Linked DNA regions of Homo sapiens: regions 2, 3 and 4 are each linked to region 1. Evidence: chromatin loops called from intact Hi-C (ENCODE). Cell type or tissue: mammary epithelial cell. All regions are shown on one strand. Links, peaks and the distances in the headings refer to the core of each region. The heading gives the core; the rest is flanking DNA. Region 1 holds the start of LINC01231 (long intergenic non-protein coding RNA 1231). Region 2 has its middle 14 kb from the start of PUM3. Region 3 has its middle 160 kb from the start of PUM3. Region 4 has its middle 28 kb from the start of PUM3.

Region 1 (8,027 bases), core at 1,926-4,425:
TATTTAGCAGATTTAATGGTCTTTCTTGCAACATCTTTACAAAAATATAGCCTAACTCACTGTAAGAAGAGCCTAAGGAAACTGTTGTCTGGGGGACATAAAGTAAATATAACATTAACAATAGGTCAAGTGCAGTGGTTCACATCTGTAATCCCAATGCTTTGGGAAGCTGAGGAGGGAGGATGGCTTAAGGCAAGGAGTTCAAGGCCAGCCTGGACAATATAGCAAGATTCCATCTGTACAAAAAATTGTAAAAATTATTCGGGCATGGTGGTGCATGCCTATTGTCCTAGCAACTCAGGAGGCTGAGGCAGGAGGATCACACAAGCCAAGGAGTTTGAGGTTATACCGAGCTATGATCACTCTACTGCATTCCAGCCTTGGTGACAGAGTGAGAACTTGTCTCTAAATAATAATAACAGCTAATACTTACTGAGCTCTTAGTATATGCCAGGCATTGTCCCAAACGTGGTACATGTAGTATTTTATTTAAACATTATAATTCATATTATCATCCTTAGGTTACAGATGAGGAAATGAAGCTTAAATAGAGTGAATCATTCACTACAGTTAACATAGCCAGGGAGTACAGCCAGGATTCTAATTGAGGCAGCATTATCCCAGAATCTACCTATTTAACAACTATAGCTATGAGGTAAATCTGTATAATTTTCTCAGTGTACATTGCTTAGACTCATTTCTAAAGTCCATGAAAGAATTTGGGCCAAATTTATTCCCAAAGAAATCCTAGCCACTCAAAATTCTGCTACTAAATACACAATATTTGAGTTTGCCAGAATCTTTTTTCTTCCAATAATGTATTAGAATTTCTTTTTATGCTTTCTCTTCCTGGTCCCCATCCACAGGGGCCTAGTTGGTGATATAATAAAATGAGCTACTTTAAAGAAAAACTCCAGGATAGTTTCTCTTCAAAACTTTCCATAAAAGGGAACTGAGCTTTAATAACTACATTCATACATTGAATGCACCTTAGGACTGGAAAGTGAGTTTTCTGCTTCCTTATTAGTGAATCTTTCCCAAGGAATTCTGTCAAAATCTTGTGGCAATGACTACCTCCCTGCCTTGGCTTTAATTATTCTATTTCCATTAGTCCGGGTCAACACATACCACAGAGGTCATCTCTGGACTTGATGTACTGCATTAAAGGCGAGCTCCTCTAGGATAATTATGTCCTCAAAGACCAGGCATTGGGGTAATGCCTTGGGGAGTCTGAAACTCCAATCACCTTGAACTATGGATATTTCTTCTCTTAACATACATTTGTGGAAAAGAAAACCATAGGACATGAAATAATGCATAAGTCGCAAATCTGCTGTTTTCTCTGCACATGACTGGAGATTAAATAAATTGACTATAGCAGGCAAACAGTACTCTTTTCTGGAAGCTTGAGTTTCAGAATTCCCAAGAGAAACACTAAAAGCTACTTCCTTTCTTCTCTTACAGCCAAAAGAGAAATCAGTGAGCTATTGAGTAAGACTTTTGATCCATTACCAAGACTCAAGCTTCCTAAAACACTAGTCAAATGGTATTTAATACTTCGTTTTAAGACCCAAACTTGCCCATCCCGGCCTACAGTAAAGGGAGAAGACACATCCCACGGCTTGCTTTCACTCCAAAACAAGCATTTATTGAGTGTCTACTATGTGCCTGATCATGTTCTAAGTCTCTGAAGATAGAGAAGTGAACTTGTATCCTTATCACTGAGGAGGGAGAAGGCAGTACCTGCCAGTTACTTGAAATTCCCTTTGGAACCAATTCACAGGGCAGAACACTTTAAACTCTACTCAGACTCTCAGAAATTGGGTAGGAAGAAACTCCCTAAGTCTTCGGAGCCTCACAGCTGCCTTAGGAGCTCTGCTTTCCACACTTAACCAGAGACAGGTATTCAATATGAGCTGGGGGCAAGAAGCGTGAACCCCTCCAATTTTTATGCAAAGTTTTGTGAGCAAGTATGAGCATTTGCTGGAGCCAAAGTCTACAAGTGTCCTCGAATTCTCAAAAAGATCTGGAATCCTACCAAGGTTAAAAGCATTCCCCTAATATACCCACAACTCGTGGAGCCCAGGTGACTGCGCTTATGCTTTCTTGGTGAAGGCCACATGTCGAACCAAAAAGTCATGCCAAATGGATGCCACACTGACCGCAACAGCCACTTAGCCTGGTGTACACCCCGCTCAGTCCTTTCTCAACTTCACAACTTCGCTCACCAGAAAGCTTCGCGTGCAACTGTAAGATGGCCTATTCCTTTGGAAAGGAATGAGAAACACGTAGGCTTGGAAGTACTGAGACATTGGCGCCTCTCCTGTTTTGGTCCTGAATGGATTCCCGGCGAAGAAATCACATGCCTCTCTTCTCCTGACCCCACTTTTGGCATCTCTTAAGGCCGAAGCTGGTTCTCAGAGCTCGTCTGCCTACAGCTACTAAGTTCTCTGAGAGCAATAAAGATACGACGGGATCCATCTGGACGTTTTCCGGACAGGAGAGGCAGCCCGGCATTTCCCTTCAGAGAGTTGCTGGGGATGCACACCTGCTCTGGGACAGCCGGAGTGCGCAACCCGCACTTCTACACGCGCGCGCCGGGCAACATAGCGCACCGCGGGTACACGCACGCCGACCGGACACACGCAGTCTCGTACACGCCCAACGAGCGCACACACCCGCACTCCATGCACGCGCGATGGGCGCACACACTCGCATCCCTACACGTGCACACACCCGCGCTCCAATTACCGCGCTAGCGCGCAAAAGAGCCGCAACTTCCGAGTGGGACTCGGCATGCGGGGGCAGTGCCCGGTACTTCACCATCAGTCACCTTCGCGTCCGCCTCCTCCCCTGCTGGTTGCACCTCCAGCCGCAGAGATTTCCGGCTGGGGCACCAGAACTGTCCAGGCCGAAAGAGCTGCTCCTCCGTCACAAAGCGCAGTTGCACACTGTACTGCAGGCGCGCGGGGACCCGGGCCGGAGCCGGGGTCGCAGCCATGGTCCAAGCGCCTCTGCTCCTGAGCCCTAGCAGTGCCTCCCCCGCGCTGCTCTGGGCACCGAGAAACTGCTGGGGCAAGGGGGAGGGATTTGGAAGCGCGCACCACCTTCCCCAGCTCCCGTTGCAAGTTCAGTCTTCGACCTCCGAGACGCCCGGTGACTTCTGCTGGCACCTGCTGCCCTCGGCATCACCTCCCTCATCCCCCTGGAGGGCACGCTGGAAAGCTGCAACTCCCCACCCTCCGCACAGGAGCGCCCCGTAGACGCGCAGATGGGCCCAGCCACCCAGCGGGGCGGCAGCCCTGAGCACACAAGTTTGGAGAGCGCGCGAGGCACCTGAAAGTGGTTGGGGTTTGGAAGCAAAAGGGTGACACCTGCTGTTCGCTGGGACCGCTCTGCGGGTGTGGGCGTCGGTTTGGAAACGTCCTTTGCCTGAGCTCTGCTTGGTGAGTGGGCACTCGCTCTTGGTGTGATTCTGGCGCAACTGGCACCCAAGTGTGAGCAGCAGTCCTAAGTGCTGAGTTCTTTCCTCACTGACAGGGTCGAGAGAGCAGCAGCAACGTGATAGGAAAGCCCGCAGACATTTGTCAACTGGCTGGGCCCAAAAGACCATATTCGTCTTCCATTACTTAACTTGGGATTGAAGGTTTACTCGCTGCTGTATTGTGAACCATTTCCCTAGAAGTGGGCCAGCAGAGCCAGGGACTCTTGTCCCAAAGTTGATGCCGATCTCTAGCAGCTACCCAGCATAGTCTCTCGGCTCCAGCTTAAAAGGTTGGGCTCTCCAAGCTCTGAGTAACCGATTCGCAGGTCCTTAGTCCTCTTTGCAGAGAAACTGATCTGCTGCAGAGTTAAGAAAAGAAGCAGTTCTTCTTTTGACAAGAATCCCCCACACTTACAGATTCATGTGCCATAAACGGACCTTTTCTTCAAAAGCTGAACTGCTTTCTGTGTGCCCCCAGTCTGTGACCTCCTAATGGAATGAATTGCAGGGAGGAAGCAAGGTTTGTAAATCCATTCTGATCCTCTGAAGACAATGTTCCTCTTAACTGAGCAGGTTGACTTTAGAAGAACCAGCTTCCCTAGAAGTCCTGGGTTCTATGACTTCAGAGCTCCCAAGTGGGACTGTTAAACCCAGCCAAGCTGTATGAAATCCTGGGTCTCATTTATCTGCCTCCCACACCTTCTTCTTTCTCCCAGTTCCTGATCAGGCCTCTCTGGCTTCTCCAGTTTTCCTTTAAGACTTTTTCCTCCTCACCCTCCTTCTCTCTGTCTCTCATCTTTCTCAATCATCTACGTACTCTTTTCCCTTTTTCTCATTCTCACATTCTGTTGCTGCATGGCTTTGATTCAGGCTCTGGAAGCTCTTAGGAATGAGATTTTCTCAGTCTGGCGTAAAGGCCATAAAACACTGCATCCCACTTCACCCTTACACACCTTCCACCTATTGACGGAGGGATGACATGTTGTGACCAGAAGCTTGCAGGAACCTAACCCTAGGTATTTCCCCTAGGAGGAATGTTAGTGGCACCTTCATAGAACATAGCTGCCATAAATAACAACATTTGACTATATTTTACAATAACAATGCCTTTTTTAGGGTGCTTAGCAAAGAGATCCCAGTAACTACTAAATAATCTCTCTAAGTTCAGAGCTCCTGCCTTAACCCCAAAGAATGAATACCGTTGACTTTGAGGTCACATATTCTTGGTAGACGAGGTATTTTGGCTCATGGGCTTCCCAGCCTCTCAGATCCAATCATACACAGTGTTTCACCTATTCTGCCTGGATGTAAGTCAGGATCTGGTCATAAAAATAAAAGGCTGCCTAATTATGAACTAACTCACCTTCCTGAACTCAGAGCTGGGCCCTCTCAAAAGCACAAGTGACTCAGAATATAAAGTGCTTCCTCAAGCTCCTCTCACATAGTTTACAGCCAAGAACAAAACTGGCCCATGTAGAAGGGACCTAATTTTTTTCTGAAGTTCTTCATAACAAATCCTTTATGAAATCTTTATGGTAATGCTAATATTAATCATTGATAAAATTGCCTTATTGTGTTTCATTTATTATTTCTTCAGATGGATGTATTGGTTTCCAAGGGCTACCGTAACAAATCACCACAAACTTGGTGGCGTCAAACAACAGAATTTCCCCCGCAGTTCCGGAGGCCGGCAGCCTGAAATCAAGGCATCAGCATGGTCTTATTTCCTTTAGAGGCTCTGGGGAGAATCCTTCCTCGTTTCTTCCAGCTTCTGGAAGCATTCCCTGTTTCTTGGCTTCCTTCCCTGCCTCACTCCAACCTCTGCCTCCATGGTCACATTACCTCCTCATCTTCATGTGTCTTCTCTTCTGTCTCTTACGAGGGCAGTTGCCATTGGATTTAGGGCCCATCCAGGTTGTCCAGGATGATCAACATTTGACTATGTTTTACAATATCCTTGATTACATCTTCAAAGACCCTTTTTCCAAGTAAGGTCGCATTCACAGGTTTGGAAAGTTAGAATGTATATATGTCTTTTGGAGGACAACCATTGAAAGAACCCACACGTTCCCTGGTAGTCACCACTGGGGAAGAGAAATGAAAGATATCATTTCAAAGCTTAGGCCCAGCCCTTGTGTGTCTGATTTGGTGATTAGCACACTTGTTATTCCTGGCAGACGTGAGAGAAGACAGGTTGAGAGAAGGATTGTGCGAGGAGGTAGGGTGAGAGGGTCATGGTAACTAGACCGGATTACTAGAGAAACTAAAATGTACTGCATATTCCAGGAAAAGATGGACTTTGTTATGAAAGATGGGAAACATTATGAAGAAAGTAGAATGTTTATCTTTTTTTGTTTTTGTTTTTGTTTTTGTTTTTTGAGACAGAGCCTTGCTCTGTTGCCCAGGCTGGAGTGCAGTGGCACAATCTTGGCTCACTGCAACCTCCACCTCCCCAGTTCAAGCGATTCTCCTGCCTCAGCCTCCCGAGTAGCTGGGACTACAGATGCGTGCCACCACGCCCAGCTAATTTTTTGTATTTTTTTAAGTAGAGATGGGGTTTCACCGTGTTAGCTAGGATGGTCTCGGTCTCCTGACCTTGTGGTTTGCCCACCTCGACCTCCCAAAGTGCTGGGATTACAGGCGTGAGCCACTGCTCCTGGGCCATGTTTATCTTTCTTAAAAAATAAACTATATTGATTCTGCAAATTAATATTTTCCCAGAGACAGGAGAGGGAGAAAGAGAAAGAGCGTGAGAGCAAGAGAGAGAGAGAGAGAAACAGAATGACCCAACCTTTACTCTCTATACCAGTAGTCTTCAAGCTGAGGTATGTTAAGACCCAGGAAGGAGTATTTTAAGGAAATAAATTTCCAGACCCTCTACTTCCACAAATAGTTTTTTTTTAATTGATCTTCCTCAGAAACACTAATGAAGATGCAGATTCCCCTTCTCAGTGCTCACTGTTTTAAGGAAAGGCATACCTGTCACTCATCCTAAATTTTATGATGTCTAGTGTCTAGTTGCCATACACATAAAAAAATTTACAGCACCAAAAAAAAAGACACAATTCAAAATATTGCTGTAGCTGTAGAGAAAGTAAATGACTGTAATCATTTCAAAACTCAGATGGTAGCTAATTCTTTGTTCATAATAAAGTTGAGGGAGACCTATTAAGGTGCCAACTGAGAGATCGTTAAAAATAATCTTTGATGATAGATTACTATGTGACTTAGCAACTTCCAGCAACAACAGTGGCCACAGAATGAGTGGTCCTTACACTTAAATTCTCTTACCTTCATGGCTATCTTCATCTATAATTAGTAATAAAAAGTATAGTAATAATTAAATCAAGAGTTTTTATCAGACATATGGTCATGGAATTTTTTTTAAGTTGCATTTAAATTTATATACATTTTAGTTGTAGCAGGTATAAGGTTAGGATAACAGATGTTTAAGTGTAAACTATATTACAAGTAGCATAAAATTCTATGGAGTAAGTACATTGGAAATAAGATTTGGAAAAGATAAGGAAAATATATATGATTTCTGACTATAAGAACTTGTCAGGTATTTTTAATGAATGATAATGAATATCAAATAACCACATTAATTAGAATTGCTGGCTTCCTTTAAAATGTGACTGTAACTATTCCTTAATGTCAATATTAGCAATCAACTGGAAAAAATATTCTTGTGAATGTTTTAATTCGAAATATTTTAGATGTCAAATATGTGCAGGTAATGTTAAAATATGTGCAGGTAATGTTACGGTAGGTAGCTAGTCAGGCATGAACAGGGCAGGAGAGGGCTACCCCACCACACAAACGCATCAGGAATGTCAGGAGACCATCAGGCGATGGTCAGGTGGTTGTCAACTATCTCTCTAAAATAATAAAATAATTGATCACAGCTGGCGCCAGGGAACGGCAGTCTCCCAGTGGATAGAAAACACCTGAAACTGTTGATCAGCAGCTTCTCAATAAGATCTTGGGAGTTGGGCAAATGGGCTCAAGCATGCGCATTAAGAGGCAAATGGCGGGGTTTAACTGGTATATGACCTTCCTCTAGGAATGCTAGACTGGTAGGTGAAGAAAGCCTCAAGTGAGCATCTGTACAACTCCAGTGTCACAATCAGGGTTGGGGTCCAGCTCCAGCTGAGGTCTGAGGAGAGTGGGTGGATGTGGGTTGGGGAGCTGGAAGAACACTCGAGAGACACCAGGTAAAAGAGAGTTGGCTTTATTCAGCAGCCCCTTCACAGGGTCAGTGTTACATTTACACACTGCACAGAAAACAGTGGCTGAGAGCCAGGTGGGGAGCTTCTCTATGTTGTGTCTACATGGTTATGATTATATAAGACATGGGACTATGTGCTTGCACCCCAATCCCACTGAGTCAGCTAGGCTGTTTACCTTGGCCTATGCCTGCTGCCCTACGTGGCTGCAGCACAGCCATGTTCCTTACATCCAGTAACCACACTGTGTTCTCCCCTCCCAAGGGCTGGCAGCCCACTACACGTGTGCACAGCCCACCCCAAGGAAGGAATCA
Region 2 (8,027 bases), core at 2,091-4,590, 320 kb before region 1:
AAACATTACCTAGGAATTAATGAAAAAAAATTAAAAGTACATTCTAACAGTTTGTTCAAATATTTCCAGCAGGAGCTTTTGAGAAAATCTCCCCCAAGTCTGATAATCAAAAAATAGAAGCATGAGCAAATAATATACTGAGGCATTAATTCAGTCTCATTCTCATAGCTGTAACAAAAAGAATGAGAGGTATTTTCCCTTTTCTTCACCCCTTGGCTCATCAGCAAGACAGAACAGACTTTAAAAGAAAAGAATATAAAAGAAAGATAAAGGAAAGCCGGGCTCCTTGAAGAATGGACCTGAGATATCCAAGAGGGAAAGCATTCCAGGTGTCAGGGAGCATTGCAGGTGGTGATGGGACTGCAGTGGAGGTGGAAGTGGGGGGTGGGAGGCAGGACTCCCACAATGTAGAGGAACACAAGGTGGAACAGAAGGGAATGCCTCTGAGGGTCCAAAGGGCTTGGGGAATGAGCATTTCTTTGACAATCACAATGAACTAAAGATTAAAGACTCTGTTCCTTGATTTTTTTTCTGGCAGCTAAAGCCCTGTGGGACTCTTCATGATGCATGAGACAGGGAGGGACTTCTAGAGACACTACTGAAAATATTCCACCACCTCTAGTGGGTGGCAGCTTAGCCAAATCTTTTCAATTTAGGAAAAAAAAAAAAAAGGCTGATTCTTGCAGCAAATTCATACCTGCAACAGAAGGAATAACTAAGACATACCCTATACTTAAAAAACCCCCGCTTTTTTGCAATTATGTACTGAGAAGCACCACACCTGGGAGGGCAATGAGTGATATTTTGCCAGGTTTATGGCTGGAATCATCCTCCCCATGACTATTCTCAGACTTTGTCCATCAGTGTAGGTGCCTAGACATTCTCAGCAACCTAAGAAGATTTAATTTTCCCCACTCTTCTTCTGAATTATTTTCTACTCTCTAGAAATTGACATGCGAACAAGAATGGGTACATATGACCAAGGAGAATGGAGATCTTTTAAAGGTATATATTTGAAAATAATGAGAAAGGATGAAGAGAAAGCAAAGCACAAAGGTCAAGAAGATGAAACAGAAGAGGAGGATGAGAAGAGTAGAAAAGGGAAGTGGAGGAAAAGGTGAAGAGTAGAAAGGCAGAGGAAGAAGAGAGGGAAGAGAGGCTAGGCCAGGTGCTGTGGCTCATGCCTGTAATCCCGGCAGTTCAGGAGGCTGAGGTTGGAGAATCACTTGAGGCCAGGAGTTCAAGACCAGCCTGGGCAACATAGCGAGACCCCACCCATCTCTACGAAAAATTTTTAAAAGATTATCCAGGCGTGGTGGTGCATGCCAGTAGTCACAGATTCTTGGGAAGCTGAGGCAGGAGGATCACTTGAGCCCAGTTTGAGGCTACATTAAGCTATAATTGTGCCACTCCATTCCAGCCTGGGCAACAGTGCAAGACCCTGTCTCAAAGAATGAAAGGAAAGGAGGGGAGGAGAGGGGAAGGGAGGGGAGGTGAGAGGAGAAGGAAGGAAGGGAGGCAGGGAGGGAGCGAAGGAGGGAGGGAGAGAGTCTTAGCAAATACTATATATGCTTGAATATACAGAGCTCCTCTCTTCCATTAGTTGAAGAAGCCCCAATAGTATATTTCGGCCAATTTGGTTAACTAAATTTTTATAGACGTAAGTGTACTAGGCATATGTCTCCTTATAATATTAATTTATGTAGTGACACAGACACATTTAAAATCACTTTAAAAATAATATACAAATCTATAAATATTGCTTGTTCTTACTTTGACATTTCATTTAGTAAACTTTGTACATTCATTTTTGACAGAAGTATCTTTGTTATCAATAGAGCCACTTTTTGAGTCATCCTATGCTATTTTCAGGAAGGACATTCAACATTAAGGTTTATAACTCAGGAATGATGCTTTGATGCTATAAGCAGCAGAGAAACCTGCCATAGCTCAGAACATACCTGAGAATCATCCAGTGACCCTCACAGGCCAGGAGAGTCCAGGTGGGACAGATCTCACAACAGGCACAGTAAAACAGAGTCCATCTAACAGGTAGATTGGGATCTCATCATGGCAGGAAATATGAGTCTTTTATTTAACAAGCATTTGATTGCTCCATGACTGGCATTTTTTTTTAGACACTAGGGAAACTTTAATAAGAAGCAAAGATGACAATCTCTATACTCATGGAGATTATGTTCTAACAAGAGGAAGAAAACAACAAAAATTAATAAGTAAAGCACATAAAAATTTAGATAGTGATAAATACTATGGAGAAAAATAAAGAACGGGCCACACAGTCTCTGGGCCCTTGAAAGAAGCAAGAGAATGCAGAATGCGCCATGTTAGTAACTGGAGGAACAGTGTTTTAGGCAGAGGGAACAGCAAGTGCAGATGTCCTGAGGCAGAGCCATGCTTTGTTTGAAGAACAGCAAGAAGGTCAGTATTGTTGGTGAGGGTAAGTGGAGAAGGAGATGGGTTTAGGGGGTTATCTGTGAGCCTGATTACAGTGTCTTGGATATTGCGAAGACTTCTGTTTTTTCTCTGAAGGAAAGGGATTGTGAGCAGAGGGGTGGGTACGATCTAACTTGTGGTTTTACAGTATCATTCTGGCTGCCATGTGGGGAATGAACTTAGCGGGGAAAATGTGGAAGAAGGTAGACCAGTTAAGAGACTCTTTCAATAATCTGAGAAAAAGTGCTGGTAGCTTGGACCAAGAAGTGGGCAGTGGAAGTTGTAAAAAGCAGTAAAGAAGGTGGGGAAAACTAGCAGAGCCCACATGCAGAGCCAGAATCAGAATCATAACTGTTGAGTCAAGGGCAACTTGACCAACATATGAAAGAAAACCCAGGGTCAGTGTGTCAGAAACCCCGGGAATCCACTAACATCAACATCACCTGAAGCCTGCAGATATCACGCCCCACTCACAACCCTACAGCCCTGATATCTCTTTGTACACCTTGTATTTGAAATGATCCAGGCATTATAAAAAATGAAAATGCTATTTTGAGGGAAGAGGGACCTTTACCATTATTGAAGCCTTGAGAATTGGAATTCAAATTGCCAATCACTGTCTTCTGCTAAACATTTCTAAAAAGGAGACAAAAATGTGATTCCACAGAACACTGAGCATTATCATTCATTGAATCTGTGAGATTTGTGAATTGACAAAACTAAACACACGCAGTGGACGGAAATGGGGAAGAGCTATGCGCTGATACTTTTAAATGCCACTGTGTTTCGCTATGAATGTTTCTAATTACAAGACAAACAGAAGTGTGCACCGGAGGAGGAGCATCAGCCACCAGATGGCACTATTTCCCTGAAATACCCAATGGTACCCAAAATCACCAGGATGGCATACTCTCCAGGATTCTGCAATACTCTCCAGGCTAGAAAGGAGAGTCTTTCATTATTATTAACATCTCTTCTAAAGTCAGGGTCTAGAACCACAGAGGCAAAGGTTCTGTCTGTTCTGAGGCAATTCGGTTCCCCTGGCACAGGATGGCCTGAAGGATTCTGTTTTTCCCAACAAAGCTCTCAAAAGAGTTTAATGCAGGAGCTCTTAATCCCTATGGCAGTCTGGTGAGACTTCTGAACTCCTTCTCAGCATTGTGATTTTAAATGCAAAAAATAGGATGCGTAGGATTGCAACGGAAGCCAGTTATATTGAAAAGCTGCTACTGGAATATTTAAGCAAATGCAAGACATAGTAATATATGTGCTTTTTTATGAATGCAGTAAATAATAAAAGCCAGAGGCAGGCCTCCTATCCATTGTAATCTTGAAATAGCAATAAGCAAAAACAATATCTCAAAATATCTGCAACAACTATAATATGATGTTGTGGCTTAACAATCATATTTTATAAACTATAATTTTACTTAAAAGTTAGTAAAAAAAAATAAAGGTGTATTTTCTTTTCCCTTCTCTCTCTCTCTTTCCCTTCCTCCTTTCTTATGTTCCTTTAAAAAATATTTTCACTGGCCAGGCATGGTGACTCACGCCTATAGTCCTAGCACTTTGGGAGGCCGAGGTGGGCAGATCACCTGAGGTCAGGAGTTCGAAACCAGCCTGGCCAACATGGCGAAACCCTGTCCCTACTAAAAATACAAAAAATTGGCCAGGCGCAGTGGTGGGCGTCTGTAATCTCAGCTACTTGGGAGGCTGAGGCAGGAGAAGCACTTGCACCTGGGAGGTGGAGGTTGCAGTGAGCCAAGATCGCGCCATTGCACTCCAACCTGGGCAACAGAGAGAAAGTCTGTCTCAAAAAAAAGAAAAAAACAAGACAAACAAACAAAAACAAACAAAAAATTATATATATAATGATTATATTATTATAATAATATATTTAGAATATATATATTTATATATATATAAATATATATATATTTAGAAACTGTTTCTGTCCATGAACCTCTTGATTTCTGTCCATGAATCTCTTGAATATTGGAAGACCCCAAGTTAATAACCTTTGGTTCAGTGCCTTTTTAATGACTGTATCATACATTTTTGCCAACTGAAGAAAGTAAAGCCTCCCTCAAGCTGGCCACACTCAAAGAAGAAATGAGTTAAAGAGATTTTTTTTTTAAGTTACATTTTTTTTAAAGAAAAGATCAGGTGCAGTGGCCCACACCTGTAATTCCAGTGCTTTGGGAGGCTAAGGTGGGAGGATCACTTGAGGCCAGGAGTTTGAGAGCAGCCTGGCCAATATAGCCAGACCTTGTTTCTACAAAATATTAAAAACTTAACCTGGTGTGGTGGCTCATGCCTGTAGTTCCAGCTACTTGAGGTGCTGAGGCACAAGGGTTGCTTAAGTCCATGAGATCGAGGTTACAGTAAGCCATGATCACACCACTGCACTCCATCCAGCCTGGGCAACAGAGTGAGACCCTGTATCTAAAACAAAATAAAAAACAACTTCCACCCCCCAAAACCATCTGCATTTTATACTGTCTCTCTACAAAATGTTTGTTGTGGGTCATGAGCAAATTTCTATTGCTATCAAATAGAATACACATATTTATATATATATGTAGCTAAATATTTATATATATATATAGCTAAATACTCTAGAGACTGGGATAAACTATAAATATAAATATAAATATATGAGGAAGAGAAGAATACGTGTTAACTAACTTTCAATAGTACAAATGAAAGTAATTTTGTTATTAATAATTTAATTTATTTGTAAATTGTCTCACTTTCTCATCATGAACAACATGGGTAAGAATATTAATCATTTTACCTTTGTGTCTCATGGCCCAGGCAAATCAAAGTTGTAGTTTACTGAGATAATATGCAAATGAGATCATGGAACTGCTGCTAGTGGGACTTTTTTAATCTCATGGGTAACAAGAGACTGCAAGCAAGAACTTCACATCCTTTACATTTTCTAAGATGGGAAGAAAATAAACTCTACAAACTGCATATTGGGGAACTCAGTCTTCGTTCCCAAGAATGTACGAACCTGGAAAGAGACGCTGATCCCAGTAGGTGGCGCCAGCAAGCAGTCACCAAGGACAAGTCCCAGCACAGTCACTCCACTCTTTTTCTGGAGCTTACTAGACTGGAGTGGCGTATTAAGAGGATGTGTGAGTCCCCTGAAAGGTGTCTGAGGATCTTGCTAATGGTATACTTTCTCACAAGTGAAGAGATGTATGCTAAGCACAAATTAGGTGAATTCAGAACATTTAAAAATAAATAATCAGCCATTCTCGTATCTTATTAGTTTGTAAGATCTGCCATCTTCTCCTTTTTTCTGTGGGAAACCAGTCTTCTAGACTCACACTGGCATATGAACTTGTTTTCATCAAATGAGTTAATAGGAATGGGAGAGTTGATTTAGGAAATTTTGGGCTACATTGAGGGAAGAAGTTGAATGTCTTGAATCAAAGAGATGATGCATTTACTCTCTTTTGGGTGAGGCAAACCAACCTGGAAAGTTGTACTCTGTTTGGAAAATCACATTTTAAAATTAGATACAGACAAATTGGAACACCTCAAGCAGAGAGTTAAGGATGCTGACGATTCAGGATATGTATAGGAAATAGTACAAAGGATTTGAGATGTTTCAACGTGAGAAGGAGCGTGGGTCATGACAGGGAGGGGGATAAAGCGTGTTGCTCACAGGTTGGGGCTGACACATAGAAGACTGTACAATTTAGACAGTAAGTGCAGTCACTAGTCTAAGACCACAAACGAAGGGGAAATAATTAGGTTCAACAGCAGAAGAGCATTCAGTCACAAATGTTCTAAGAGGAAGATATGTTAGCATCTCTAGTAGTGAGTTCTAATTCATCAGAAGTATGCAAGCATAGGCAAGCCCCAGTTACACCTTTTATGGATTTGGGGAAGAAGATTCAAGTATTGGATTAGTGGTAGGTAAGGTCAAAGTTTCTCATACACCAACTAGTCTAGGGATTGATGGTAGTTTATTCAAAAATTTTTACTGGCTGGTGCGGTGACCCACGCCTGTAATCCCAGCAATTTGGGAGGCCAAGGTGGGTGGATCACCCGAGGTCAGTAGTTAAAGACCAGCCTGACCAACATGGTGAAACCCCATCTCTACTAAAAATACAAAAAATTAGCTGGGCGTGGTGGTGGGAGCCTGCAATCCCAGCTACTCGGGAGGCTGAGGCAGGAGAATTGCTTGAACCCGGGAGGTAGAGGTTGCAGTTGGCCAAGATCGCACCATTGCACTCCAGCCTGGGCGACAACAGCAAAACTCCGTCTCAAAAAAAAAAAAAAAAAACACCTTTTTTTTTTTTTTTTACTATGTTCCTGGAAAGAAATAGGCAGCATGGTTCACAAATCTAAATTTATTCAATGTAAAGGGCTATCATTTATTCTAAAATTATTTACTTCTTACTTTGTGAGGGTGACACGCCTTTTCTTTGTATGAAATAATTGTTGGTGATAGATTGTAGTATGTTTGTAAATATACCTTACCTGTTGGAATAAAGTTTGGAAATACTCTATTGAACTCTCTAATTTTTATTGAAATATAATAATAAAAATTGAAATGTAAAAAATTAAAAGGTCACTTATCTTAGTGATCTTTAGGCTCCTTTCGGTCCTGAGATGCTGTAATTCTAGGCACTAATTATTCAGCATCGTTAAGGAGTGAGAGTCTCTTCCATTTGATTTGTCTTCCCAGTCAGCCTGGAGTGGGGCTGGCACATGTTAGGCCCTGCCTTCCTTGCGCACTCCTTCTATGCTCATCACTGTCTGGCTTCTCTTCACACTTTTACCACATAAGTGTGTATCCCTAAATACTATCATTTATGCTTTGCGTGTATTTGGCCTTTATAAGAACAAAATCATAGAAAACGTGTCCTTTTGTTTCTGTTCTCTTTTGCCCAACACTTGAAAAAAGAAGATCGATCTGGATTGTCGTGGATAGCTTTTATTTTGCGGCGAAATATAGCCAGAATATAGCACATTTATCGATTTTACTTTGATGGACACCTTTTCTACTTTTGGCTATTTTGAATAATGCTTCTCCAACATTCTTATTCATATCCCCTCATGCAGAGTAGAGAAGAACTGATAAGTAGAATATTTTATATTAAATATAACCTTTGTGAAAATCAAGTATCCTTTCCATGCACAACGACTGGCCCAATCCTTATTGCCCAAAAGGGACCCATGATTGAAATTCTTTCAGCCTGTTCACAAAACCAGGGAACACATATCCAAAAGTATCAAGTATGTTGTTGGAAATATGAAGAGGTCAATTTGCTGATTTTCCCCCTACTTCAGATATGTCTGCCTGAATTGGGTCAGTCTCTCTCTCTCTTTTGTTTTCAGGGTTCAGTTGTTTTTTTTTTCTTTTAATGCTTATTTGGAAAATGACTAGCATATACGAAAAAGGTACAAAAATATACAGCTTACTGAATTAGTGTAAGGTGACCATCTGGGTAACTAATGCTCATGTCAAGAAATAAACAACATTTTCAGCACCCTAAAAGTCCCCACAGGAGTCTCCTGGCTGTTCTTTGCTCTTTACTTTTGTATTGAAT
Region 3 (8,027 bases), core at 2,459-4,958, 170 kb before region 1:
TGAGTTATTGTGATATCTAACTTAATGAAACTAGTCTCTATACTGCACTGAATAGTGTCTACCTCCCCAAAATTCATGTCTATCCAGAACCTGTGAATGTGACCTTATGTGGAAATAGGGTCTTTACAGATGTAATCAAGTTAAGATAAGGTTGTAATGAATTAGGGTGGGCCCTAAATCCCATATGGCTGGTGTCACTATGAGAGGAGAGAAATTTACACAGAAACACGTACTGGGAGAATGCCATGTAACCACAGAGGCAGCACTTGGAATGATGCATCTATAAGCCAAGGAGCACCAAAGACTGCCAGCAACCAGCAGAAGCCAGGAAGAGGTAAGGAAGGATCCTCTCCTAAAGCCTTAAGAGGGAGCATGGCCCTGCAGACATCTTGATTTCAGACTTCTAGCCTCCAGAACAATGAGAGAACAAATTTCAGTTGCGCTTAGCTACTGACTTTGTGGTAATTTGTTATGGTAGCCCTGGAAAACTGAATCAGACTTAAAATCCCAAGCTATAGAAAAAAATTATATATATATATATATATGTAAGCAGATACTGTTTTTTACCATCACAGCCTGCTCCCCTCACATTCCAAAAATCACATAGCGAAATGTCAGTTTATCAACCTAGAACACAAAACAAATGACTTTCTGTCACCCCTAAAATCACCCTGCAGTACAGGCTTTGCATACAGACAGAACTGAGTTTGTATGTAGCTCTGCCACATAGCAGTTGTTTATGCTAAAGCAAGTTAGTTAACTTTCTGTAGCTCCAATCTCTTTGTCTATACTATTAGCCTAACAATATGTATTGCATTTGTTTGTTGTACAGCGCAGTGGGCATTTGCCATTCTTTGGTGCCTCTCAGCATCAGAACTCCCTTCCTATGTTTGGGGAATGCCCCACATTCTAAGGCAGCACCAGCCTCTTGCTAGGGAAGCGAAGGTGTCAGCTAAAGCACAAGCATGACCCAGGCTCTGCCAGGAAGACGTGCTTTGCATGGGAGCTCAGACGGTGAAGATGTAGGGACTACATGGAGTCCACTATGGTGAGGTCACAGTAACCTCCAGACCCTAGAGCATCAGAGGGAAAGTTCTTAGGACAACACTCAAGATTGGTATTTAGTGAAAGCTGTGCACGTTGCAGTGTCTATGTCTGGCTGCATTGCTGTCTTCCTGAGATCAATTCTGCAACACGATTTTGAAAATTATTCCAGATACTTAGCTTCTAAGACTCATTTTCTGATGTTCCTGTAACATTTAAAGAAATCCTCTCACCCCACCTTAAATTAATAGAATTAGTTTCTGATGCTGGCAACTAAGAACCTTGACTAACACACAAAGATGAAATTAGATAGGATATGTGAAGCCCCTAGCAGGAATCATAAGTAATTTCCTTTTCTTTCTACTCCTACCCACAGGCTCTGAACAAGGATTCTGCCACCACAGGGTTAACATCTATGCTGGTCAAGAAGTAGAGGGTCAGTAGAAATGGAGGGAAGCAAGCACTTACAGACAGCCCTATGCGGCAGATCTAGGCTATAGCCTTTATTCCAGTCAGTGATGAAGGTCAGGCCTCATTAGTGTGTGCGGTGTGTTAAAGTGAGGGATCATTTCAGAACAGGATTAGAAATGGACTCAAAGGCCTTTGACCAAACTGATGATAAGCCCACACCAAAGAAAACTCACATCAGAAGAACCAAAGCTCAGGCTCTGCAAATCTGAATATCAGCTGACAGTCTGAACAGGTTGCTTTCCATGTTTGTTGTTATTTATGTTTTCTTTTAAGCTTTCAAATCCCTAAATCCCTTCTGCCTAAGCCAAACTCACATTTGGAGGCACTAAGCAGCTGTTGCAACTGGGGATTCTCTCCTCTGTGAAAACACTGATTTTAAAAAATAATAAGCTCTCAGCTCCTGCTCACTCTCACAAGTTTCCAGCAACTGGTGCCCTGACAAATGAAGTGTCAAAACATTTTCAAATTAAAACCCCACAGCTCACACAGCCCCAAACCCTCAGCAGGATGGACTTTCCCTGCTTGTGCCCAGTGCACACTTAAAGAAACTAAAAATAGCCAGATGGCAATTAACAGAAACTCCAAGAAGGGGAGATGGGTTGGATTCTAGTGGGGTCAGTTTCCTGGAAGGATTCCAAATGGAGTTCTCAGCCAGCAGTGTGCTCTGGCCAAGAAATGATTTTCATTAAAACTACATGGAGGAGGCAGAATGAAAAATCAAGATTTGGAAGCTTTAAAGTTATAGCAGAGGTGGAAACCCGTGACCATCAATAATAATAATCCTTGCTAATACAGAGTTCATAGACACTATATCATCTTGAACTTGTAAGAGCTCTAGAAAGTAGCTACTACTCTTATCATTTTCCTACTTTTATAGACAAAGAAGCCAAAGCCCAGAAACTGTAGACAACCTGCCCAAGATCTCAAGACAAACAGGACAAAGGTCTATGGCAGGTATATGGTAAGTGGTCAAGCAGGAGTTTCCACTCAGCTCTCCGGCTCCAGAACTCATGAATGTAACCATTGTGCAAGGCAACCTCATGTATTCATGGGAATGTTTAAGTAACCAAAATGTTTTTATCCCATCCTTAGGCCTGGAGCAACAAAAATCTCCCTTAGCAATTTTAGCCAACCTTCCCATGGGCAATGCCTTTCAGGGATTATGTGTACAGGCTCCAAAGTTAGACTAAGTGGGTCTTATTCTGGCCTTTTTATTTCTAGTTGTATAAAATCAGGTAAACTATCAACCTTCCTGGGCCCTTATTCTCTCATCTGTAAAAGGGCAATAATATTAGTATTTATCTCATAAAGTTGTGATGAAGATTAAAAGAAACGGTGTGTGGAAAGCCCTTAGCATGGTGCTTGCCCATACTAAGCTCCTCAATAAATAATAACTATTGTTATTGATCATTCTAAACCCCTGTGCTTTTAGGCAGTCAATTTCAATGCCCTTTTAAATAGTCAATTTCAATGAGGAAGAACACAAGGATTTAGTGAAAAAGGAGCATCCTCCACAGACCCCCAGGCGTTATTCCAGAATGCTCTTCAGTATGATGTAAGCAAACAAAAAAAGGACTAAAAAAGATTTTGCATTTGCGATGGATTTGGTGGATTTGGAGTGAGGGGTCCCAACCATCCTGGTTTGTTCAGAACCAGAGGATTCCCGGGACACTAAAGTGGGTCAGTTTTCTCATTCATTTTCAGAATGGAGGAAATATTTACTCCCAGGAGAGGGCAGTAATGGAATTAAGAGTGGTCATTTACCCTCCCTCTTTTTTCCCCTTAGCAGGAATGATTCACCTTGATGGTGACATTGGGAAATAGGATGGAGCAAGCATAGTGCATGCGCTTGGGAGGGGTCGGCCTGCCCACTCCAAACCAAGTGTGTGCCCTTGAGTCCCCCATGTGAGAACCTTATGGGGCAGGCTCTGGACTTGTTTGGGAGACCAGTAGTTCAGCATGTAAGTGAGTGGAAAAGTTCGGTTTCGGAGCAGAAGATTTAGGAAACTGCATTTGGCAATAGGTCTGAACCCTGTTCTCCAAACAGCAACAATAACATTGATATTGTGATTTCTTCATGACATCTGTGTCTATTTCTAAATTGGTTCAGAACTCAAAGAAGGAAAGGGATATAATTAATTATCAACCATGTGATTAATTATCACCTTCATAACCCCTAACAGATGGATGCCTATTTCATTTCATTGGCAGATGAAACTATTTCAGGCAGGCAGGGAAAGGGTATTTTGTAAAATCAAAGGAAGTTAGAGCTGGGAGTGACCTTAAAGATAATCTAGCCCAATATCTTCATTGTTATAGATGAAAAGATACAAAAATGAAATGGCCAAGTGATACGATCCATGTGAAAAGTCTGTGAAAGACTTTTATAATGTAAGTTATCAGTGTCATTAGTAGTTTAGGGAGTGGTCTTTAAAATTGTAACCAGAATTTAAAATAGATCATAGATAACATAGAAAATAGATTGTAGATTAAAACTAAGTCCCTATACAGAAAGAGAATATTCCCTAAATAAAACTAATACCTCCAGGAAACATGCTCAAACCGTGAAGAAGAAATCAGCAATTCAGAGCTAAATTTTATTTTAATCGGAAAAAACCTACCTTAGGTTGACAAGATTGCTTACTTACAACCTTAAAGGCCAGATAAGCTCAAAAATGAACTAGTTTTTCTCCTTTGTCTTCATCCTGCCCATCTATCCTAGCAGATCCTCTTCACTGGGAATGTTTACTTCGTAACTGTTAACAGGCTTGTCCCACTGGCAAAGTAAGGTTGTTTGCTGGGCACCTCAAGACATATGATATATAAGACTCTTTGGCTAAACCCCGCCATTTCTGGTCTCACCTTTGCCTTTTACCCATTACTCTCACCCATCAGAGCACACAGAGGTGGCTTTTAGATAGAGTCCAGTCCTAGGTGGGTTGGACAAGGCCCACTTCACCCTCTCTTTCTCTCTTTCTCTCTTTCTCTCTCTCTCTCTCTCTCTCTCTCTCTCTCTCTCTCTCTCGCACTGAATTGAATACAGCTGTAACACCTGGACAGAATGCCTAGAGCAACTACTTGAGGACTCCGAAGAGTTAAGAACGTCAGGCAGATTAGGAAATGCATTAGTCCGTTCTCACGCTGCTACTAAAGACCTACCTGAGACTGGGTAATTTACAAAGGAAAGAGGTTTAATTGACTCACAATTCCACATGGCTGGGGAGGCCTCAGGAAACTTGTAATCATGGCAGAAGGGGAAGCAAACACATCCTTCTTCACATGATGACAGGAAGGAGAAGTGCCGAGCAAAAGGGGAAAAGCCTCTTATAAAACCATCACAGCTCATGAAAATTCATTCACTATCCCAAGAACAGCATGAGGGTAGCCACCTCATGATTAAATTACCTCCACTGGGTCCCTCCCAGGACATGTGGGGATTATGGGAACTACAATTCAAGATGAGATTTGGGTAGGGACACAGCCAAACCATATCAGGAAATAAGACTGGGATTTGAAATATTACCCAACCAACAGTGAGTTAACTCCTTTCTTCCCCCAGTAAACCCTGGCCTAAAGTCAACACACCAGAAATGAGCACCAGGGTACAAAGAGAGCTCCTGAGACACCCTGTAGTTCTGGCTTTAGCAGCAGAAAAGTAAATTTCTAATAGTCAGGGTGTGAAAATTCTCTGTGTTGCTCTCTTCTCCCCCTCCTCTCTTCCCTCTATTTCCCTTCCCTTTCCTTCCTTCTTCCACACTCCCGTCCCCAAGAATCTTGTGGTATTGGCAACATCAGCCTGCATTAACCAAAACTATAAGGGAAGGAAACCTTTCTCCCCATTCAGTGGAGCTGTCATTCCCAAGCCTGGGCTGACCCCCAGTGCTTTTTTTTCTCTCTTGGTCTCTCTCTGCTTGGCCAATATGCAGGCAAAGTCGTGGAAGTACATGGCAGAGTAAACTTGTTGGCAAGAGACTGAAAAGTGGTCACAGGGAACCAAAAAGTATCACAGAGAGGAAGGAGCTTGGCAAAGCAGCTCCATACAGTTTCTTTTATAAGTTCCTGGGGTCATCCTCAGCCGGTGCATGCATGGATCTGGTACTAATTAGCATACCAAAACTTTGAGAACTCTGCCCAGGTGCCAGGCTGACCACTGGGTGACATACACAGAGGACAGATCCAAATAGCACCGCCAAGGCTTTGAAAAATGAACTGACATAGGAAACATAGCCCTCAGAAGACCAACTATGGGGAAGGAACTTGCAGCCCGAACCCAATCAAGAAGAAATGGGAAAACCTCAATTCCTATGGGAAAAGATAATCAGCTGAAACTAACACTGCCATGACATAGAGGTCAGAACAATCTGACAAAGACTTTTAAAGCAGCTATTATTTAAAAAGTTCCAACCGGCAATCATGAATACCACTAAAACCAATGGAAAATAGAAAGTGTCAGCCAAGAAACAGATGATATAACAAAGTGCCCAATGGAAATTTTGGCACTGAAAAATATGATAACCAAAATAAAAACTTCACTGATGGGCTCAATAGCAGAATGGACATGACAAAGAATAGAAAGCCATGTGCAAACCAGCTTCTGGCTGGGGGCCTATTTATCACTACCTTTCATGCATCTTTCCCTCTGTTTTCATTAAATATTGTTGTATAATAATACTGTACAGTTGTATATACTTGTATGCGGTTGTATAATTGTATTGTATACAACTATAACTACTGTTATGCAACAATAGTTAGTGAAAACAGAGGGAAAGATGCAAGAATATTTAGTGACTTAAACCAGGAACAATTTATGAATTCTCTCAATTCTGTGGGAGGGCTGGGCAGTTTCTCTCCTGGTCTTGCTTGGATTTGTTCATTCCTCTGCATCCGGCAGGAGGGTGGGTTGGACTGGAAGACCCAAGATGGCCTCGCTCACAGGTCTGGCAGTTGTTGGTGATGGCTGTTGGCTGAGGTGCTTCAGTTCTCCCTGTGACCTCTGAACTCTAGCAGGCTAGACTCCTTCACAGTATGGTAATCACTGGGTTCCAAGAAATGGAGAGCAAAAGCTATAAGGCTCATTAGGGCCTAGGCTCTGGAACTCACACAACATCACCACTGTCATATTCTATTGGTCAAAGCAAGTCACAAAGCCAGCACAGAGATAAGGGCCAAAAAATTAGAATGCTCTTGATGAGAGAAGCAGCTACATGACTATGTATGTGTGGATACAGGGAGGCATGATTATTGGAATAATTATTTCAATATTCTACAACAACCTCCCTGGGAAGTAATGCTGCAAAGCTAAAGGACCATGGATCTACAATTGTTATGTCAGTAGACTAGACTGTGAGGCTGAGAGAACTTCAGCATTTTGCCTAAGATCACACAGCTAGTTAAGGAGAAAATATGAAACTAGATCCCATACTGCCGAGTCTTTGGACTAGTACTGTTGCCTGAGAGATAAGCTGTTGAGTGTTCTGAACAGTTTGTCTCTTTAACAGGTAGAATAACCCTGGACAACAGGTGTATAATGTGCTGGCAACCATTCATCATTCATATCCATTTCATTAAGGAAATAAACGCATGTACTTGTGGAGTCTATGAAAAAATTGAAATAGAGTGTCTCATGAAGAGCTATTTATTATGTAGCAATAAAGCTCCTAAACTGTTCGATGCACCAAAACAGTGCATTCAGTCTCTCGAGTTCCTGGCACTCAAAGGTTAATAATTTTAGTGAGATGAATTCACATAACATCCAATTAACCATTAACTATTTTAAAGTATACAGTATGGCGTCATTTCAGACGTTCATTACATTGGGCGACCATTACCTTTATCTGGTTATAAGATATTTTTATCACCCCAAAAGGAAGCTCCGTCCCCGTTAAGCAGTCACTTCCTACTTCCCTTCCTCCCTCAACCCTGGCAGCCACACCACTAGTGCACTTTCCATCTCTATAAATTTATCTACTCTGATGCTTCGCATAAATGGAATCACATGACCTTTTGTGACTGACTTCTTTCACTTAGCATTTTTTTGGGGGTTCACCCATGGTGATGCATGTATCAGCACTGCATCCCTTCTTATGAATAATACAAATGTGAATAATAGTCATAATACTCCATGTGTAAATATACCACATTTTGCTTATATATTCTTCAGTTGATGGGCATTTGGATTGTTTCCACTTTCTGGCTATTTTGAATAGCGCTGTTATGAACATTTGTGCACAAGTATTTGTTTGAATGCCTGTTTCAATTCTTTTGGGTGTATAGCTAGGAGGGGAATTGCTGGGTCATATGGTAATTCTACTAAAGCTTCATTTTGATTCTGGTCTTGAAAACGTTTCTGAAATGCATGAGATTCATAACCTGCTGCCGGCATTACCTTGTCTCTAAAGTCAATGTGATTCTGGAGGACGGCTCTGTGGTAAGTGGCTGTCCTCACAAAATCTTGCATCATGTTCTGCTGTTGAGAAATGCAGCCATAAAACTATAAGGGAAAGAGAAAAGAG
Region 4 (8,027 bases), core at 3,605-6,104, 310 kb before region 1:
TGCATGTGCAGGTTTGTTATATAGGTAAATTGCATGTTGCAGGGTTTTGGTGTACATATTATTTTGTTATCCAGATAATAAGCATAGTACCGCATAGGTAGTTTTTCGATCCTCATCCTCCTCCCACCCTCTATCCTCATGTCTGTTGTTTCCTTCTTTGAGTCCTTATATACTCAGTGTTTACCTCCCACTTATAAGTGAGAACATGCAGTATTTGGTTTTCTGTTCCTCTGTTAGACATAGCTTTTTGGGGGTGGCTATTGAATCCACTGTTGTTGAGCTGAAAATTCCAAGGGCAGCTGGTTCACCTGTACTTGTTTTCATTAATTCATCCCAGCAGGGCATCTGTGTTACCTGATATACTACCTTTGCCTCTTGTGAGACATGCATTCCTGAGCTTTGGAGCCAAATTCCCCTAGAATCCACCAAAAGGGCCTTCTTTCTCTCTCGAGTCTCCAGGAGGTCATAAGAACTCTTATTAAGAAGACATTTCTCGGTCTGGCTTGGAGGAAAGCCGTGCATTTGTCCCAGGCCCTTTGACCTTCTCTCTCCTCTGTCACCCATAATAGAGACTTAATAGACATGCCTAGCAGGGCCAGACTATATAAAAATCTATAAGCCATTAACCATAGCTGTATTAAACTAATAAGAATCAATTCCCACACTTGCTTTCAAAGGATGCTGGGCTTCAGAAGTGACATGAAAAGTGACAGTCTGCATCTGGGCTGTGATCAGAGGGGTCTGGCCTGGAGCAGTCAGCTCCTCAGAGTTCACAAATTGTCTGACCCTCAGGAGAAGGCTCTTGGCATAACCTTAGGAGGATGATTCATCAGGAGTCGAGAAGTCCATTCCTTAACATGGACAAGAAATGAAGGGTCCAGGAAAGATTGAAAAGGGAATTAGTAATGGCCAAGCTCCCGAAGTCACTGGGCTTTGAAAACCCTGAGTTTTGCTTTGCCGAACAGCTCTGGGTTGCATTATGCCTATTGATCTTCCTGAGCTTTCGCAGCCTGTAAATGATGAGCCTTTTAGCGCACTCCATGACTGAAGGGCACACAACTGTGAGAACAGCTCATTTCATTTTTTTCAATTTATACAAAAGATGCTGTGGCCCAAGCCCTCTAGGCACCCATCTCAATACATAAATATGCCAATTAAGCTAAATGGAGATCCTGCAGGTTAAAAGTGCCTCATAAAAGAAGGAGGCTTTTTCAAAGCCAGAAAGTTTATCCACAGAAGAAACACCAAATCAACAAAAGTGGATCCATGCCAAGCCATGAAGGCCAGAAAAACAAGGCTTCTGGGATCCAAAAAAGAAGAAAAACAACCATTAGTTGTTCCCTAGAAAACTGGGGAAAAAATACCTTTTAGCTGTGACTTCAGGATTCCAATCAGATGCTACTATTATTATTATTTTTTTCATTGCATTTTCCTGGGCAGGGTTGATGGTTGGGGTGGGTGAGTGGGAGAGGGAGGAAATCAGTCCTAAAGCTGAACTGATACAAAAGTGTCTCAGTTACCCACCAAATGTCACAAGGGCAGGTGTGGGCAAATCAGTGTTAGTTAGATATGCTATAGCCTTGCCACTCAAGCATGGCCCATCACACTCATGCCTGGCAGCCACAGTAGCTGCATCAGCTGGGGATGGCTAAAAGTAGAGAATGCAGGCCCCATCCCACATTATGTTAGCAAGAGACTGCATTTGGCCAAGATCCCCTAACGATTTGCCTGCATATTAAAATGCCAGAAGCCTTGACCTACACTAAATGGCCAGCCTGATACTCACCATCCCATCTCTGGAGAACTTATACTCTTTCTGCCTACCCTACAGCACTGAGGGAGTGGAGGTCTGGATCCAGGGAATGGGCTAAGGGAAAAAGATAGACAAATGGGTTTTTGTCCAGCTTTTAGTCAACTTCAACTGAGTGTAAGAATCTCAGGAGATGCTTCTGAATGGATTTATATACTCAGACTTGTCCATCATACATCTCCAAATCTTTGATGATCAGCTTCCAATCAAAAACTAGGTTTCTTGGGTCATCTTTAACACCTTATTTGGGGTCTGAGGAAATAGCCTCCACTATTGGAGGGCACTGAGGAAAAGTTTGGCAGTTTAGAGAGCAACAGATGGTAGCAGGTGAAAGGATTTTTACTTTATGTTCTTGGCCCTTGGATGTGCTTTTGTGTGAGCCAAGAATGTTGTATAGTTCTTCCAATGTTTCTCCCACTACTAATACTAAAAAGGCTTAGAAATGCCACAGACCCAACAACATCACCAATGTTATCAAAACCATTTCATGAAACTCCAAGCATCTTTGCTCACTCACTCAGTTACTCCCTCAGCCATTGACTCTGTGAGCATTTATCCATTATCTACTTGTCATAAACCCATTGCTCTGGGATTGCTGCCCTCTCGTCTACTTTCTTTTCCTGCCAAAATTTACCCATAGTCATCAATAACTGCCTTCCTTTCCTGAGACCTTGCTGTCTTTATTTCTCTGCCATCTGTCTCTATCCCCATGTCTCTATAGAAATAAGCCTTGAAAATCCCTTCTATCTCTTTGCCAAATGCAAGACAGAAATTCTTGACCATCCAATTGGAAACAAGAACTAAGGGTCGTACTCTCTCTGTGGCTTCCACGATACTGCATTTTATCTGCTTTCTTACTCCTGTAACTTCTCTCTTTCTTTGCTGTCTCTATTTCCTCTCATTATTCATCTTCTCCAAGTTGAAAGAGCAATCACAAAGTTTTCAATTTCCATCTACAGACTCATAGAGTAGATAGGCAGTGGGGCAAGCACTCTACTACACATTTAACTTACATTTTCAGTTAAAGTCACAGCATGCCAACAAGTAATAGTTCTCATTACTATTTTATTTTGTTTATGTTTTAAATAGAGACAGCGTCTCACTCTGTCACCCAGGCTGAAGTGCCATGGCATGATCATAGCTCACTGCAGCTTTGATCTCCTGTAACTTCCTCTCACCTCAGCCTCCTGAGTAGCTGGGACTACAAGGCACACAACAGTATGCCTGGCTAATATTTTTGTTTTAAAATTTTTTGTAGAGATGGGGTTTCACTATGTTGCTCAGGCTGGCCTCTTAAACTCCTGGCCTCAAGTGATCCTCCCACCTCAGCCTCCCAAAGTGCTGGGATTACAGGCCTGGCCCATTATTTTAAAGACAATAAACTCAAGGCTCAAAGGAAGTAGGTAACTTACTCAAGGTTACAGAGCTTGTTAGTGGGGAGCCCAAGCCCATTACATCCAAAATATAACCAGCAGGAATCCGTTGCCCTCTGAGGGAATCTAGAATAATGGGAGCTGAAAGTACTGACCAAACTGTCAGGGCAATAGAAATCCTGGATGGATGGAGGGCTTGGTATGAGGGCTGGAGGGAAACTGGGCCGTAGAAGGAGTCACATAAGCGTTCTAGTCAGAACTGACTGAGGCTGGTGGAGCAAGCTGGGATGGGGGCTGCTTTATGGGAGCTAATGCTGAGATAAGGAAATCAGTCACTTCAGTGGAGGAGAAGCTTGGGTCTAGAGACAATCTTACCTGTTTCACCTATATGCTCTTGAACCCACTTTACCAATTTCCAAGTAGGTATTATCACAAATTAATTCAATCCGGTGAACGCTATTGTGAGCTTTTTCTGTGCCTCATGGCGTCTAGTTGGCAAAAGGGGAAAGACCACGTTGATTTAACTACCCTAAACCTCAATATCAGAGAGACATGGTGTCCAAGCCAAGCTCTACCACACAGTTGCTATAAGGTACTGTACAAGTTATATATCTCTCTAAACCTGTTTTCTTATCTGTAAATGGGGATGATAATAGTTTGTTACTCATTCAATTGATGCAATGTCTAAATAGATTATGCTCAAGAAGCACTTATTACATAGAAATACTCCCTGAAATGTCTGATAGACTGGAGGCTGGCGGGGAGGGGAATAAGACACAGTCTTTGCTCTCAAGGGCTTATAATGGGGTGGGAGAGGGTAGGGAAAAGACCTTGAACTGGGCAGTTTAAACATTTACCCATATTTGTCTCATGGGATTTTCATGGGGAAGCATTTGTTGGGTAAATGTGTGAGATGACAGATTCTATCTTTATCACACTGAACAGCAGAATGACAAAAAGGGACGGAAATGGTGGCGAACCAGATTCTTCCAGCTCATCAGAAGTAATAAACTTCTAACAATAAGAACTGTCAAACAGCAATGAAAGAGGGAGTTTTCCAACACTGCAATTGTATAAGTCAAAGATGGATGGCCCTTAGTAGGAAATGTTTTACAAAGGCATTCGCTGGAACGAAAGACTGAATTTATGTTGTTTTGCTCCTCCCCATCTAGCTGGCCTTTATGTACGAGAGACTCTCAAGGTCAGGGCAACCTCCTCCTCCTCCTCTTTTCTTTCATCTGCTCCTACTGGCCACTCTCTCACTTCTATCTTCTTCTGAGGTCTCTCTTCTGAGCTCCAGACACATGAATCCTATTGCTGATTGAACTCAGAAGGCTCCAATTCCCCAAGACCCAAAAGGAACCTATGATCTTCCCCCACAAAACCTGGTCCTTCTCCAATCTGTGAACCAGAACTCAAAGGCATTTCACAGGCATGTCACTTTCAAAGGACTTCCCTGCCGTGTTGCAAGGCAAAAGTGAGAGAAGGTACTGTCGGTAGAGGGAGATGTCAGATAAGAAAAGAACCTCACAGCCTCTGTCAACACACTTTTCAATCGTGGATTTTTTTAATCTAAAAAAAAAAAAAAGGTTTTAAAATCTGCTATATTTTGAGTTTTGAAAAAAATTAATGTTGCTGTTTTATAACCTCTGACAAGGTTTTATTCTATAGTTGGACAGGTTCTTTCTGTTAATTTGCCTTATGCAAGTGAAGCAATTTTTGTATTTGCGTTTTAACGTATATGATACTCACAAACACACCCATTTAGCCCGACTTCCCCCCAGTGCTACCCATTGCATATGCCACCCACAAAGCCCAACTGGGTGTGGCTGAGTCTAAGCAAGACATAATCATAGAGGCAGATCTGGAGAGGAAGACACATGCCACAGGCCAGAACACAGGTTCAGCAAGATTCTCACTCTAGTTATGTGTATCACTGTTTCTCACTGTCACAGGCAGTTCCTTAGACAGGCACACGATCCAGCCATAGTAAGCGTGTGTGGCCAGCCCCATTCCTGGCTTCATTTTGTCCCCATCCTTGTGTTTCTGTGTAATTTTGCCTAATTATAGTTTATACTATATTATTACATACACTTTATGGAACGAGCTCAAATCCTTTTGGAAAAAGGCAGGATAGATGAATAGATGGGTGGGTGGGTAGATAGGTAGGCACTCTTTACAGCCACCTAGGAAAAGGGCTATTGATAAATCTTTACTGTTTCCATCGATTGATTTCCACTTAGAATTCCCCTCTCTTCTTTTCTTCCTCTAATTCAGTTTCTCTTTGCACTCATCTTCCTCTCTTGCCTCCATCCCTGCTTCTCACCTCATCTCTGGGCCAAGATGGGGTTTGGGCTGACTGCAGGCTTAACACTATTAGAACTTTCCAGAGAGAGTCCCTCAACCATGTTCCAGAAGTGCTAAGCCAGTATTAATTTCCCTGGCTACTTTCCTGCCCTTGTTTCATTTCCTTATTCCCCCCGATCTTCATTCCAGAAAGATCATTTCCCACTTGTATCCCACCCAGGTTGGCATGAGTCTGCTTTTCTCTAAGACTGAGATCAATTTTATCTTGAGGCATTTGGGCATTAACTGTCATAAAATAGATAAGAATTCTGGAGGATGGGGAGTCTTGAGACAAGAACTGTCAGAGAAGAAAGAACCCCAAGTGCTTTCTTCTGGTAGAATGGACATATACTGGGAATGTCCCGTAGTTCTGGAAAATATAATGCCCATGCGTGCCCACGTGCACACACACACACACACATACACCCCACACACGATCAGATTCATCACATTTTAGCCATGCCATGAACCCTCACACATTCCCACAAATTTACTCTCAAAGGGAAGAACTGTCTTCAACTATTCAGCTCTCTCTTTCTCATCAGGACATGGCTTCATACTGGATTAGTTCATGCAAGATAAAGCTGAATGAATCAGCCAGTTCAAAAGTGGAGCCTCACAATCCTCTAAGAAAGAGAACTTTCAGTCAGAAAACATGTAATGAGTACCTACTGCATGCAAGGAAACCTAATAGGCAAATGCAGTGAGGGTGGAGGAAGACACATGAAGATGTGTGCAAGTCAGTCTCTTAAGACTCTTCAGGGAAAGCACCAAAAGCAAAATATTTATTCAAGATTGGCGATTTAGAATCAGCAGATGTGACGGATTATGATTGTTCTTGGCATTCATTGCCACCACATTAATCAAGCCAGATTCTTTCACAATTTACATGGATACATTGTTGCCTTTGAGATAAGAGACAACTATGAATACCGACTCTCCAGGAAAGGCAGTTACCATCAGTCAAGTCCATTACTGAGTCACCAACAGCTAGGAAAATGTTTATTCCCAAACCGCTGGAAGAAGGGGCAGACCAGACAGGGAACCAGTAAGCATTTTTTTTTTTCAGGGAAAAAAGGAAAGAAGCAACAAATTGGGGTATCAGTGCAGACAAACTTCAGGCAACTCTCCCCAAGATTGTGGCCCTCAAAGATACTGGGCAGAAAAGCCTAAAATATACTGCTTATTTTCTTTTGGTTTAGCTGCAGTTGCTATATTTTAATACAAAGCTATGTATTACCTATGCTATAAATAAAAGAACCAAAAACCTACTCTGGCCACACAGTTGTTCACTAGCCCTCAATCTTGAACATTTTGTGATAGGTCCTCATTTGGGTTTAACCCTCTTCCCACAATGTGTCTCTCTCAAATTCTTGAATTGGAATATTTTCATTTCAGCCTCTCTGAGTTTGGCATTGATAATGCTTCTTCTTTTGTGCTTAGCTCTGTGGTCTGCTTTGATAGTCTCCTTTCTAAGAAACTGTCTGTTTCCTCCCTGTTTCTAAGATTAGGCAGTAAAATAATACAGTTTTTTTCTCTGCTTGGAGCCACCATCACCCCCTAATGTATTATGACAGTGTACATAAAAGTGCTTCATAAAGAGTAATGCAATGCACAAATGTTAATTGACAAGATTATGAGTAGCTGTTTTAAGTATCCCAAGTTGACTTCCAATCGCAATTTCTGTTACTAGGTCAAACATAAAATAAAATTGCCCTCCTTGCTTCTGTGATGACTGAACCATTCAGGCACAATGCTATTGTACCCTCACCCACGGTGGGGTGGAAGGGCATGGTGTTGAAGATATAATCTGATGGTCACTTGTGGTAGAATTGCAGGTTCCGGCTGTGTTGGATGAAGGGGAGCCAAAGGCCAGGTTGGCTTGTAGCTGCAAAGCCCGACTTTCCTGCTGGTTGCATCTGCACAGAGAGCTGTGGGGAAGCAAGGAGTCCAGGGGTTGGATGCAGAGCCTGGGGGTGCATGGGACGCAAAGAGGATGGGTGGGAGAGGCCAGTCTGCTGGTTAGCATGTTCCATCTGCTTTTGCAAGGATAGGGCACCACCAGGCTGTAGGAAATCTGTCTCAGTGGGCTGAAAGTGGCTGTGCAGGACACAGGGCTGTGGCTGTGGCTGAGATAGGTAATGCACTGCAGGGAAAGACGAAGGAGCTCTGAGCTGCTGACTAGGACTATAAGCTGGCTGTGTGTGCCTATAGTGAGGTGGGGGCTAAGCAGTCCCATAGGCACCACCAGGACTGCCTTGGAATTGTCCATGCTCTGGTGTCTCCGCAAAAGCAGTTGCTGGGCCAACGTAGTGCCGGATCGTAAGCAATTTGGGTCCAAACATTTGTTTGGCTCTGTCAGCTGCCATGAGGGTGCCTGGGCGATTGTGTCCTCCAGGGCTCCCCTGCGTGCTGAGGAGTAATGTACCTGTGTGAACAGTCAGGCTCTGCTGGTATGCAGCTGATGTCAGGGTGGTCAGGTCACTCTGTTCCTTTCG

What was found. Hi-C counts contacts between places; a loop is a spot of excess contacts. Peaks named below come from ENCODE experiments on the same cell type or tissue, not always from the same donor. Only the 100,000 strongest peaks of a DNase experiment are listed, where the experiment ranks them.
Region 2: a loop joins it to region 1, with 12 times the contacts of the local background. A loop is called at or near these places in 47 of 110 quality-filtered maps.
Region 3: it touches region 1 in a loop (23-fold over the local background); 3 of 110 quality-filtered maps call a loop at or near these places.
Region 4: a loop joins it to region 1, with 16 times the contacts of the local background. A loop is called at or near these places in 37 of 110 quality-filtered maps.

The regions. Positions count from the first base shown.
Region 1 is chr9:3,178,444-3,186,470 of GRCh38, forward strand. It overlaps LINC01231 (long intergenic non-protein coding RNA 1231), which reads left to right and starts at 3,146. Exons shown (of 5, transcript NR_121585.1): 1 at 3,146-3,446. RefSeq lists an enhancer at 2,858-3,492 and a silencer at 3,291-3,460. In mammary epithelial cell, for the core only: a CTCF peak has its summit at 3,382 (motif pointing left); a DNase peak (open chromatin) is centred at 3,338; H3K4me3 peaks cover 640 bases; H3K27me3 peaks cover 490 bases.
Region 2 is chr9:2,854,478-2,862,504 of GRCh38, forward strand. No RefSeq gene overlaps it. Among named protein-coding and RNA genes, the nearest start is that of PUM3, 14 kb to the left of the region's middle. In mammary epithelial cell, for the core only: a CTCF peak has its summit at 3,309 (motif pointing right); a DNase peak (open chromatin) is centred at 3,314.
Region 3 is chr9:3,005,024-3,013,050 of GRCh38, forward strand. It overlaps the pseudogene CARM1P1. Among named protein-coding and RNA genes, the nearest start is that of PUM3, 160 kb to the left of the region's middle. In mammary epithelial cell, for the core only: no CTCF peak of the experiment used is centred there; no DNase peak of the experiment used is centred there.
Region 4 is chr9:2,868,096-2,876,122 of GRCh38, forward strand. It overlaps the pseudogene GPS2P1. Among named protein-coding and RNA genes, the nearest start is that of PUM3, 28 kb to the left of the region's middle. In mammary epithelial cell, for the core only: a CTCF peak has its summit at 4,671; no DNase peak of the experiment used is centred there; H3K27me3 peaks cover 265 bases.